Linked DNA regions of Homo sapiens: region 1 is linked to region 2. A link is an interaction called in ENCODE POLR2A ChIA-PET data of the cell type or tissue named here. Cell type or tissue: MCF 10A. All regions are shown on one strand. Region 1 has its middle 47 kb from the start of KIF21A. Region 2 overlaps KIF21A (kinesin family member 21A).

Region 1 (5,000 bases), 64 kb before region 2:
AAGTTGGATAATTATTACCTAGTTTATTTCTGAGCAGGCAACCCACTCCGTAAATATGAAATGGTTAAGCAACATGGACACAGTGCTGTTTCTGTAGGAAAGCTAGGAGTGAGTGCAGTTGTTGGTTGACTTGCCCTTCTTAAGCAGCATGCCAGGCTTCCCTTTTCCACAGTTAAAGTCAATGGAGAATTGTCTGTGAGTGTGCGGATGCATCATATCTCAGTACAGGAAGGTGCTCTTGTCTCTGGTCAAATTTTCACTAAGGTATTGTTGAAACCCCAAAGAAGAGGAACTCAATCAATGGAAGTCTTCTTTCAGTGTCACAAAGAGCTGGTAATCTAGCTTGTTGGCTTCCACATCCAGATTTGCCAATTATTTGCTCTGTGATAAAACACTTAGCCCTCATTTCAGCTGTCTAAAATAAGGAAGCTCTGCTGCAAGGATGGTAGTAGGTTTAATTCATCTTAAGGAGCTCCGAAATCCCTGTCTACATGGTTAAAGAAATAATACATTAAGGATTCTGGTCTTCTAGAAAGGGAAAAATAGGCTGGAAAAGTCTTACTGTAATGAACACATGCCACAAATGTGATTAACTAAGGGTTACTTGCAAAAATTAAAGAAGAAGGTAAATTAGCTTAGAAAGTAACCCTGACAAAATATAACCACCCAATAGTCAGCATTGTTTTGGTCATTTGAAATGTGAGAAACTGTCAGTAACTGAAGAATTGGAAGGAGGGAGTAACATGTTGTTTGAAGGGAAATAATATAAGTAATGCCACTTATTCAGAACTTACTATATTTTAGGCATTTTCTGGGACCAGTGTATACATATTATTTTATGTAATCGTTAACAACACCCTTGAAAGGTGGGTGCTACTTTCTGAACCAATGAGCACTACGAGTTTCCCTAACTTGCCCAAGTTGATGAGCTATTAAGGGGCAGAGTCAGCATTTAAACCCAGGTGTACTGTGACTCTGAACCTATGGTTGTCACTCTAGGTTACAGGGGGATGAGCTAGACTGAGTTTCAGTACTATTCCAACAGGAGGACTTGCCTGATAGTGGCTATGCACAAAGAAGATAATTAATTCCCTGGAAGCTTTATCCAGTGAGATTTTGCTTTTCTCTTAGGATGAACTAATAAGAAGCTGTTCATAAGTGGAGAGCCCTAGAAAATTCCAAAAGACAGAGAGTCATTTCGGGGAAAATACTGGACTTTATATGAACAATCCTAAGAAATAAGATGGAACTCATTTGATGGCTAATGTTGCACAAACTGCTTATGAGGAACAAAATTATATTTACCACAGTCACTGGAAGAAGATGGTTGTTAGTTTACTGTACAATAAAAAAGTTACCAGTGATGATTTAAAAACATACAGGTATTTCTTAGTGTCCGTATGTTTTATGCTATGTCTTACTTTACAGTAGGGGTCTTAAGCTATAGTCCCAAAATGAGTAACTGACATTTCATTGAGTGAAATTAATTCCACTTTGTTGTAGTATTTTTAAAAACTTAAGTGCAATAAATTTTTACTAAATGACAATTTTCCTAGAAGAAATTCTGAAAACTTTTTTTACATATTTAAAAAAAATGGATAAATATTATAATATCAAAAAAGAAATATGGAACTGAATAACTTTCTGGCATGAGAGCAATTGTTTGGAAAGCACATCCTTTATTATATTACAGATGGAGGAGGAAAGTGTTCTTAAATAAAAGTCATTTTTTAACGTTAAATAATTAACAATCAGTGTTAGGTTGTAGAAGGAGCAGGATACCTGGGTTTTAGTTCCAGTTCTTTCACCAACTACATCTTGGATTAGTTGCAAAAACAAAGGGGTTGAACTTAATGATCTCAAGTGTCTTGTGCAGCTCAAAATTCAATATGTCTATATTGCCTAAGAGCAAGATGAATAGCTCACAAAATATTTTCTCAAGCAAGGGTAGAATCATTATGGCTTTGAGTCATTGAAATGTTCCCTGGACAAGCTACTCTGGAGGTACCATATGAGAAGATCTTTCCTTGGCTCAGTGTGTAGAGATGATGTAATGTTTTAAAAGGCCCCACCTTGTTTGGTGAAATCACTCTATCAGTGGAGTACTGGCCTGACAGCTCTGAGAAGAGTTGCCAAAGTGGGCTGCAATGTGAGGTTTTAAAGTTCTATTATCATGCTGCATGAGGAATTTGGAAAAATCAACATTCCAATATATTTAGAATGAAAAATATTACTATCTACCCCCATTTATGACACTTACTATGGCAGGATCTGTTCTGTGTAAAACATGCAATCGAGCAGATAAAGTTATATAAGCTTATGAAGGAACTTCATCAAGGAAGAGAGAAGTCCCAACAATCTCACTACCCTTATCATCTGGATTTACACAATGAGTTTCTTTAGGGAAACCATCTTGAAGCTTCTTCCAAGTCATGTGGAAAGGTTGGCACTTAGCCATGGTTAAAGAATCACCAAGGTTTTCTATGTGGGTGGGGGAAATTGCTTTGCTACACAAACAACAGGAATATTCTCTCAATGTAATAATAGGGTAAACAGAAGTAAATAAGCTTCTCACTTCTCTGGCACTCCCTCTGTTTCTTCCCGATTATCTCTTTTTCTTACCTGTATTGTTTTGAAAACCAAGAGGTATATGAAAGAGCAACAGATCAAAGAGACACATAAGTGTCCTTGCTTGACTTTTGCTCAAACTTTGATTTTTTCTCTTTGAAGTCATAAGCCAGTTTTTTCCCTTTTAAGGATTTGGGCAGTTAATTTTTAGTTTAGAAAACTAGATCAGGTGATCATCATTTATGGTTCACAGGCCAAATATATTGTATATTTCCTAACTTCACCACCCCCAATAAATTAGAAAAACATGGGGCATATTTATCCTTGCAATAGCTATCTGTAGATCATAAACACAGTTCATATACCAAGTACTATGCTAGGTACTGAGGGTACAAAGCCTAGAAAAATGATTATGGATCTTATAGTTAAATCAAAATCAATGAATAATGGATGTGGATATAAGGCTGATTTTTCTTCAACAACCCAATCAAAACATAAACATTCAAATATACATTATTCTCTTTCACATGATTACTGTATATCATCAGGCTCAATTAGTTAATCTATTGAGGTCACCACTACAAATAATTTTCAAAAAGCTGTTTTGATAATAGCCTTCAAAATTGGCATTACATTTTAAAACGTTTACGATTCATCAAAACTTCACCCTTTGAATGTAAGTTTAATTTTGGGGGTAAAGCTGAAGCCATTGAGCCTAGTGTTATAAATAAGGATTGCTTGTAATAAGGATTGTAGTAAGTCAAACTGAGCTATGTCTCTAAAGTAATAAGACTAATTCTGATATGAGACTTGTGGAAAGTAGAGGAGTGATGATCGGGGAGGCATGTTGCAACAGTAGTTTGCTTGGTTAACTATCCTGAAAGGCTGATCACCTAGATCGCTAACTGAGGGTACAGGTGATTTGAGTAATTTGCTTATTGTGAACTCAGTAGAACAAATAGTAGAATCCATAGTAGAGCTTTTATGTGAGGATGTACTCACTGAGATGGAGCAATCACAGCTTGTCTAGGCTGGACTAACCAAAATGGCAGGTTTTTTTTTAAAATTTTATTATTATTATACTTTAAGTTTTAGGGTACATGTGCACAACATGCAGGTTTGTTACATACGTATACATGTACCATGTTGGTGTGCTGCACCCATTAACTCATCATTTAGCATTAGGTATATCTCCTAATGCTATCCCTCCCCACTCCCCCCAACCCACAACAGGCCTCGGTGTATGATGTTCCCCTTCCTGTGTCCATGTGTTCTCATTGTTCAATTCCCACCTATGAGTGAGAACATGCAGTGTTTGGTTTTTTGTCCTTGCTATAGTTTGCTGAGAATGATGGTTTCCAGCTTCATCCATGTCCCTACAAAGGACATGAACTCATCATTTTTATGGCTGCATAGTATTCCACGGTGGATATGTGCCACATTTTCTTAATCCAGTCTATCATTGTTGGACATTTGGGTTGGTTCCAAGTGTTTGCTATTGTGAATAGTGCCGCAATAAACATACGTGTGCATGTGTCTTTATAGCAGCACGATTTATAATCATATGGGTATATATCCAGTAATGGGATTGCTGGGTCAAATGGTATTTCTAGTTCTAGATCCCTGAGGAATCGCCATACTGACTTCCACAATGGTTGAACTAGTTTACAGTCCCACCAGCAGTGTAAAAGTGTTCCTATTTCTCCACATCCTCTCCAGCATCTGTTGTTTCCTGACTTTTTAATAATTGCCATTCTAACTGGCATGAGATGGTATCTCATTGTGGTTTTCACTTGCATTTCTCTGATGGCCAGTGATGATGAGCATTTTTTCATGTGTCTGTTGGCTACATAAATGTCTTATTTTGAGAAGTGTCTGTTCATATCCTTTGCCCACTTTTTGATGGGGTTGTTTGTTTTTTTCTTGTAAATTTGTTGGAGTTCATTGTAGATTCTGGATATTAGCCCTTTGTCAGATGAGTAGGTTGCAAAAATTTTCTCCCATTCTGTAGGTTGCCTGTTCACTCTGATGGTAGTTTCTTTTGCTGTGCAGAAGCTCTTTAGTTTAATTAGATCCCATTTGTCAATTTTGGCTTTTGTTGCCATTGCTTTTGGTGTTTTAGACATGAAGTCCTTGCCCATGCCCATGTCCTGAATGGTATTGCCTAGGTTTTCTTCTAGGGTTTTTATGGTTTTAGGTCTAACGTTTAAGTCTTTAATCCATCTTGAATTAATTTTTGTATAAGGTGTAAGGAAGGGATCCAGTTTCAGCTTTCTACATATGGCTAGCCAGTTTTCCCAGCACCATTTATTAAATAGGGAATCCTTTCTCCATTGCTTGTTTTTCTCAGGTTTGTCAAACATCAGATAGTTGTAGATATGCGGCATTATTTCTGAGGGCTCTGTTCTGTTCCATTGATCTATATCTCTGTA
Region 2 (5,000 bases):
TTTTCTGTTTATCTTTGACATGGGGGATACTTATTTATTTCTAGTTGGTTAGCAGGCAAGGTGAGCTCTTTGGCATATTAATCCTTAAACCTCTTAAATATATTGCTTAATATGTCATTAATCTGAGCACACCTCTACTTATACCAACAAGGTTTTTACTAAGACCCCATAATTGATCACACACACACATACTTTATATTTAAACTATAAGTGAACATCTCATTTCCATGTGTCATGTCTAATTTGAAGTCCTTTTTTTTTTTTTTTTGAGACGGAGTCTCTCTCTGTCACCAGGCTGGAGTGCAGTGACAACATCCCGGCTCACTGCAACCTCTGACTCCCCGGTTCAAGTGATTCTCCTGCCTCAGCCTCCCGAGTAGCTAGGATTACAGGCATACGCCACCACGTCCAGCTAATTTTTGTATTTTTAGTAGAGCCAGGGTTTCACCATGTTGGCCAGGATGGTTTCGATCTCCTGACCTCATGATCCGCCCACCTCGGCCTCCCAAAGTGCTGGGATTACAGGTGTGAGCCACGGTAATTTGAAGTCATTTTTAAAGATTGACTGAAGTGACAGTTCCTTTGCTAACTTAGCAAAGACATTTGATTAATTTTACTTTTCCTCTTTGTAGTTATGAGACAAGTCACATTGCATATTATAAAAATTTTAATTACCATGGTTAAATAAGAAAAATCAATTAACAATTATTTGTGACTCTGTTTTTTCTAAGGATCTTACTCAATAATTGGGTCTTGATTGTTGACACAATAATAGCCACTGAAACCTTTGACTAGATAACTAGTTTTGTTTGGGTTGAAAAACAAGTTTCTGAGAGATAAGGTATCAACAAATGAGGTCTGAAACTTAAATGATCCTGAAAACAACCTTCACTTTTTAAGACAAACCTTTTTAGAAAGCAAACTTGATTGAATTGTTAAAACAAATACCTTTTGAGTCCTTCACAAAAGTTGGTTTACTGTGAAATGAAATACTGTCAGATGGACCTAGAATATTTGTGGTAGACAGTTAAGTGGACTATTGAGGATGACTAAGAAAGCCCTATTTGCTGTCTTTGACAAGGAAGAATCATCCACATATAAGCTATTAGGATAATGAACACAATAGTAGGACTAGACTAAGAATGAACATTCTTCAAAATCATCCCTACCCATACTGCACAGCAGAGGCTTATATATTTGAATTGTTTTCTGTGCCTTGTGATGAGAACCATGTTCTCTGTTTACCTTTAGAAAGAAAAAGATGTGGCTGGGCGCGGGTGGCTCATGCTTGTAATCTCAGCACTTTGGGAGGCTGAGGCAGCTGGATCATCTGAGGTCAGGAGCTTGAGATCAGCCTGGCCAACATGGTGAAACCCCATCTCTATTAACAATACAAAAATTAGCTGGGTGTGGTGGCAGGCACCTGTAATCTCAGCTACTCAGGAGGCTGAGACAGGAGAATTGCTTGAACCCAGGAAGTGGAGGTTGCAGTGAGCCCAGGCTGTGCCACTGCACTCCAGACTGGGCAACAGAGAGAGACCGTCTCAAACAAACAAACAAAAAAGATGCAATAGCAGTCATCTTTGTGGTTTGTGGTTTTCTTTTCTTTTGGACTATCAAATATGTTTATTTGCACATTGCATAATTTTCTTTTTACTATTGAATATTTTAAAATGAACTTTGATGATGAAAAGTAATGCTGTTGGACTTTGAGTTCAAATCCCTTCTGTTTCACTGACTTCCTTTGAGGTAGTAGCGGTGTAAAAGTAACCCTGTGAAAAATAACGTTACCCCTCTCTATGAGTCAGGTCCTTTTGTGTGTAAAGTAGATAATACTACTGTTGAGTATATTACAGGCATTTTGGAAAGTACAGCTAGTAAAAATGTAAAAAGAAAGCTATTGCTCCAAGTTCATTGTAGGCACAGCAGAAGTTACTAAAGTATTCCGATATCTAAAGAAACAAAATTTTTAAGGATAATAAGTAACTTCCATCCCTGACCATTCCAATTTATTTCAGCTCAGATCCATTCCATGTGTTTTAATTTAGTTCAGTTCCGTTTATTAGTTACTGAGCCCCACTAGATCAAGTGCACTCAACATAGTTTGATGGGGAAATGCAAGATGATTCAGATAGGGGTTTTGCCCTCAGTCCAGCTGGGAGAGCCTTGCATGTCTACACAAGACCTGATGGCTCTCCCATGAAACATGCCAAAAATGAAGTATGAACACATTATGTGTAAGCTATTAGTTTGCCCCTCCAGCCACTATAATCACATTAGCTACTTTCTCAGACAGTAAAACGATTTCTTAATTTTCTTTCTTTTCTTTTTTTTTTTTTTTTTAACAGAGTCTCACTCTGTCACCCAGGCTGGAATGCAGTGGTGTGATCTCACCTCACTGTAATCTGTGCCTGCTGGGTTCAGGCAATCCTTGTGCCTCAGCCTCCCAAGTAGCTGGGATTACCAGCATCCACCACCATGCCCAGCTATTTTTTTTTTTTTTTTTGTATTTTTAGTAGAGATGGGGTTTCACCATGTTGGCCAGGCTGGTCTCAAACTCCTGGCTTCAAGTGATCTGCCCACCTCGGCCTCACAAAGTGCTGGGATTACAGGCGTGAGCCACCGTGCCCGGCCTTAATTTCCAAAATAGTAATGTAAATGCTTCTTAATAATGATATAAGTCCCATGACATCTGGTCTTTGCCTTATCTTTGACATAGCCTCCTTGGTTTATTTGCTTTCTCTTCTCTAATGCTTTTTTAATTTCCATGCTCATTCCATTTTTAAAAATACCTCTCCATGAATTTATTCCTATTTTCATCACATATGTTAAATGCAAATATTTATTGACGACTGTTCATCCACACATACAAGGATATGAGTACACGCATACATGCGTGTACATGTGTGTATACTCACACATATTCGCAACATCCTTTTCTCACACAGTTAGTTAATAACATCCATTTAGAGTGGACAGCTTGAATTTTAGTGAGGTAGAAAGCTTTTATGGAAATTTCTTAAAATATTCCAATTCTAAAAATATTTTGAATACAATTTAAGACTCCTTTGTTAACTGCTTATTTTTTTTCGTATGTTTCCATTTCATCAATCTCAGTGTCTTGTGGGTACCAGCCAGTTTTGTCTTGGTAGACCGATTACCTGTTTTATCATTCAAAGACCCAAAGACCCAAGGCAGGGTAAACATTTATTATTGGTGGAGTTTTGCTGTTGAATCTTGCATAGATTTCTAGATGTCCTTGACAGCTCCATTTTTTTTTTTTTTTTTTTTTAGTTTCTAATCTTACTTCTGTTAGATGTATCTTTCAGAGTAGCTAGCTCTTGTTATAAGGAAGCGGCAGAAACATGATTTCCTGAGGAAAATGGGCTCTGACATTAGGAGACTTGCTTGAACCTGACTCCTTTCCTAGTTTTTAACCTTGGGTGGATTCTTTAATCTGCCTAAGCCTCTGTTCCCTCATCTGTAAAAGGATATTGATAATATATGCCTCAAAAAATTATTCTCTTTTAAGGACGCCTTTCCTAATTCTATCATATTCTCAACACTTATAACCCCTCCATGTATATAATTTATATTATATGACAGTAAGTTTATTCATAGATTGCTTTGTAAACAGTTATCTTTAGTATCTTGGGCTTATGTTGGTTTTTTATTCCTCCTCCAATTCATTGTGAATTACTCAAAAGCAAGGATAGGCTCTTTTATTTCTTGTTTGTCCTCTGTCTGGATGCTTAATACATCAGCAGGCACATAGCTCTGGTCTTTAACATCAGAGGTGAAAAATATAATTTACTTCGGATTATTCTTACGGAGACTTTATTCAGTCTGTCAAAAACCATTTGACTGCCACTGGTGTGCCTGGAAGGGAGTTCTGGGTATTGAGGGTACAGATGTGAGCAAGACAAGAGCTTTAATTCTCAAGGAGCTGAGCATTGGGTGAGGATAGAGACAATAAATATTTTTTTTTAAATCCAGATATTGATATATACTATGGAGAGGGTAAAACAATATGCTTGATAGTAGTTGTCCTTGGTTGGGAGGAGTCATTTGAGTTGAGACCTGAATATTGGAAAATGAGCCATGAGAAGACCTGAGAGAACAGCATTCCAGCAAAAGCAAGTGAAAAAGGGCTAAGAAATAAACTGGCCTGTTAGTGGACAGGTGAGAAGGACAGTATAGCCAGATATAGAAAATAGAACCGAGGGTGAAGATAGGTAAGATCGGAGAGGTAGGTAGAGAGGTAAGATCATTAAGGGCCTTATAGGTCTGGGTGGAAATTTTAGACTTCGCTTTTAGTGAGAAATCTTTAGAGAGCTTCAAGTAGAGATGTGACATGATCTAATATGCATTTCAGAAAGATAACTCTTGTTGCTCGGTACAAGGTGGACTGTATTATAAGAGGTGAAAATGTAGGAGATGAGTGAGAAAGCAGTTATTATGTTCCAGGAGTGACATAAAGGTGGCTTGGGCTAAAAAAATAACAGTACAAATGGTGAAACGTAGATTTGGGGAGATAGAGCTGTTAGGACTTGCTGGCAAAGGGTGTGATGAAAAGAAAAGGATCAAGTAGATTCTTAGGCTTGGGGCTTTGAGGTGAAATTGATTTTTTGGGGGTGAGATTAATAGTTCTATATTGTCTGTGTTGAAATTGTTGTGCATATTGGACATTCTAATAAAGATGTCAAGTCAGTTATTTAATCTATGAGTTTGGATCACAGGGAAGATGTCTGGTCTGAAGATAAACTTTTGAGAGTCAACAGCATTTAGATGTTTGCAGCCATGGCTTTGGATGCATTCATCCATGAAGAGGGAAAATTTAGAGAAGACTTATGGGGAAAGAGCTCTGGAACACTAATATTTATAGGCCAAGAAGAGAAGATCTAGTCAAGGATACTGGAGAAGAGCGGTTAGTAGTAGTGAGGTAGGAGAAAGCAGTGAGAGTATGTTGTCCTAAAAGTTGACTTTAGATGTTGCTGAGA

The links. Peaks named below come from ENCODE experiments on the same cell type or tissue, not always from the same donor. Only the 100,000 strongest peaks of a DNase experiment are listed, where the experiment ranks them.
Region 1: POLR2A ChIA-PET joins it to region 2 with 7 read pairs; 4 of 35 experiments call an interaction of 5 or more read pairs at or near these places.

Annotation. Positions count from the first base shown.
Region 1 is chr12:39,488,103-39,493,102 of GRCh38, reverse strand. No RefSeq gene overlaps it. Among named protein-coding and RNA genes, the nearest start is that of KIF21A, 47 kb to the right of the region's middle. In MCF 10A, no CTCF peak of the experiment used is centred here; a DNase peak (open chromatin) is centred at 1,992.
Region 2 is chr12:39,424,225-39,429,224 of GRCh38, reverse strand. The region is part of intron 1 of KIF21A (kinesin family member 21A); the gene reads left to right. Among named protein-coding and RNA genes, the nearest start is that of KIF21A, 16 kb to the left of the region's middle. In MCF 10A, no CTCF peak of the experiment used is centred here; a DNase peak (open chromatin) is centred at 2,174.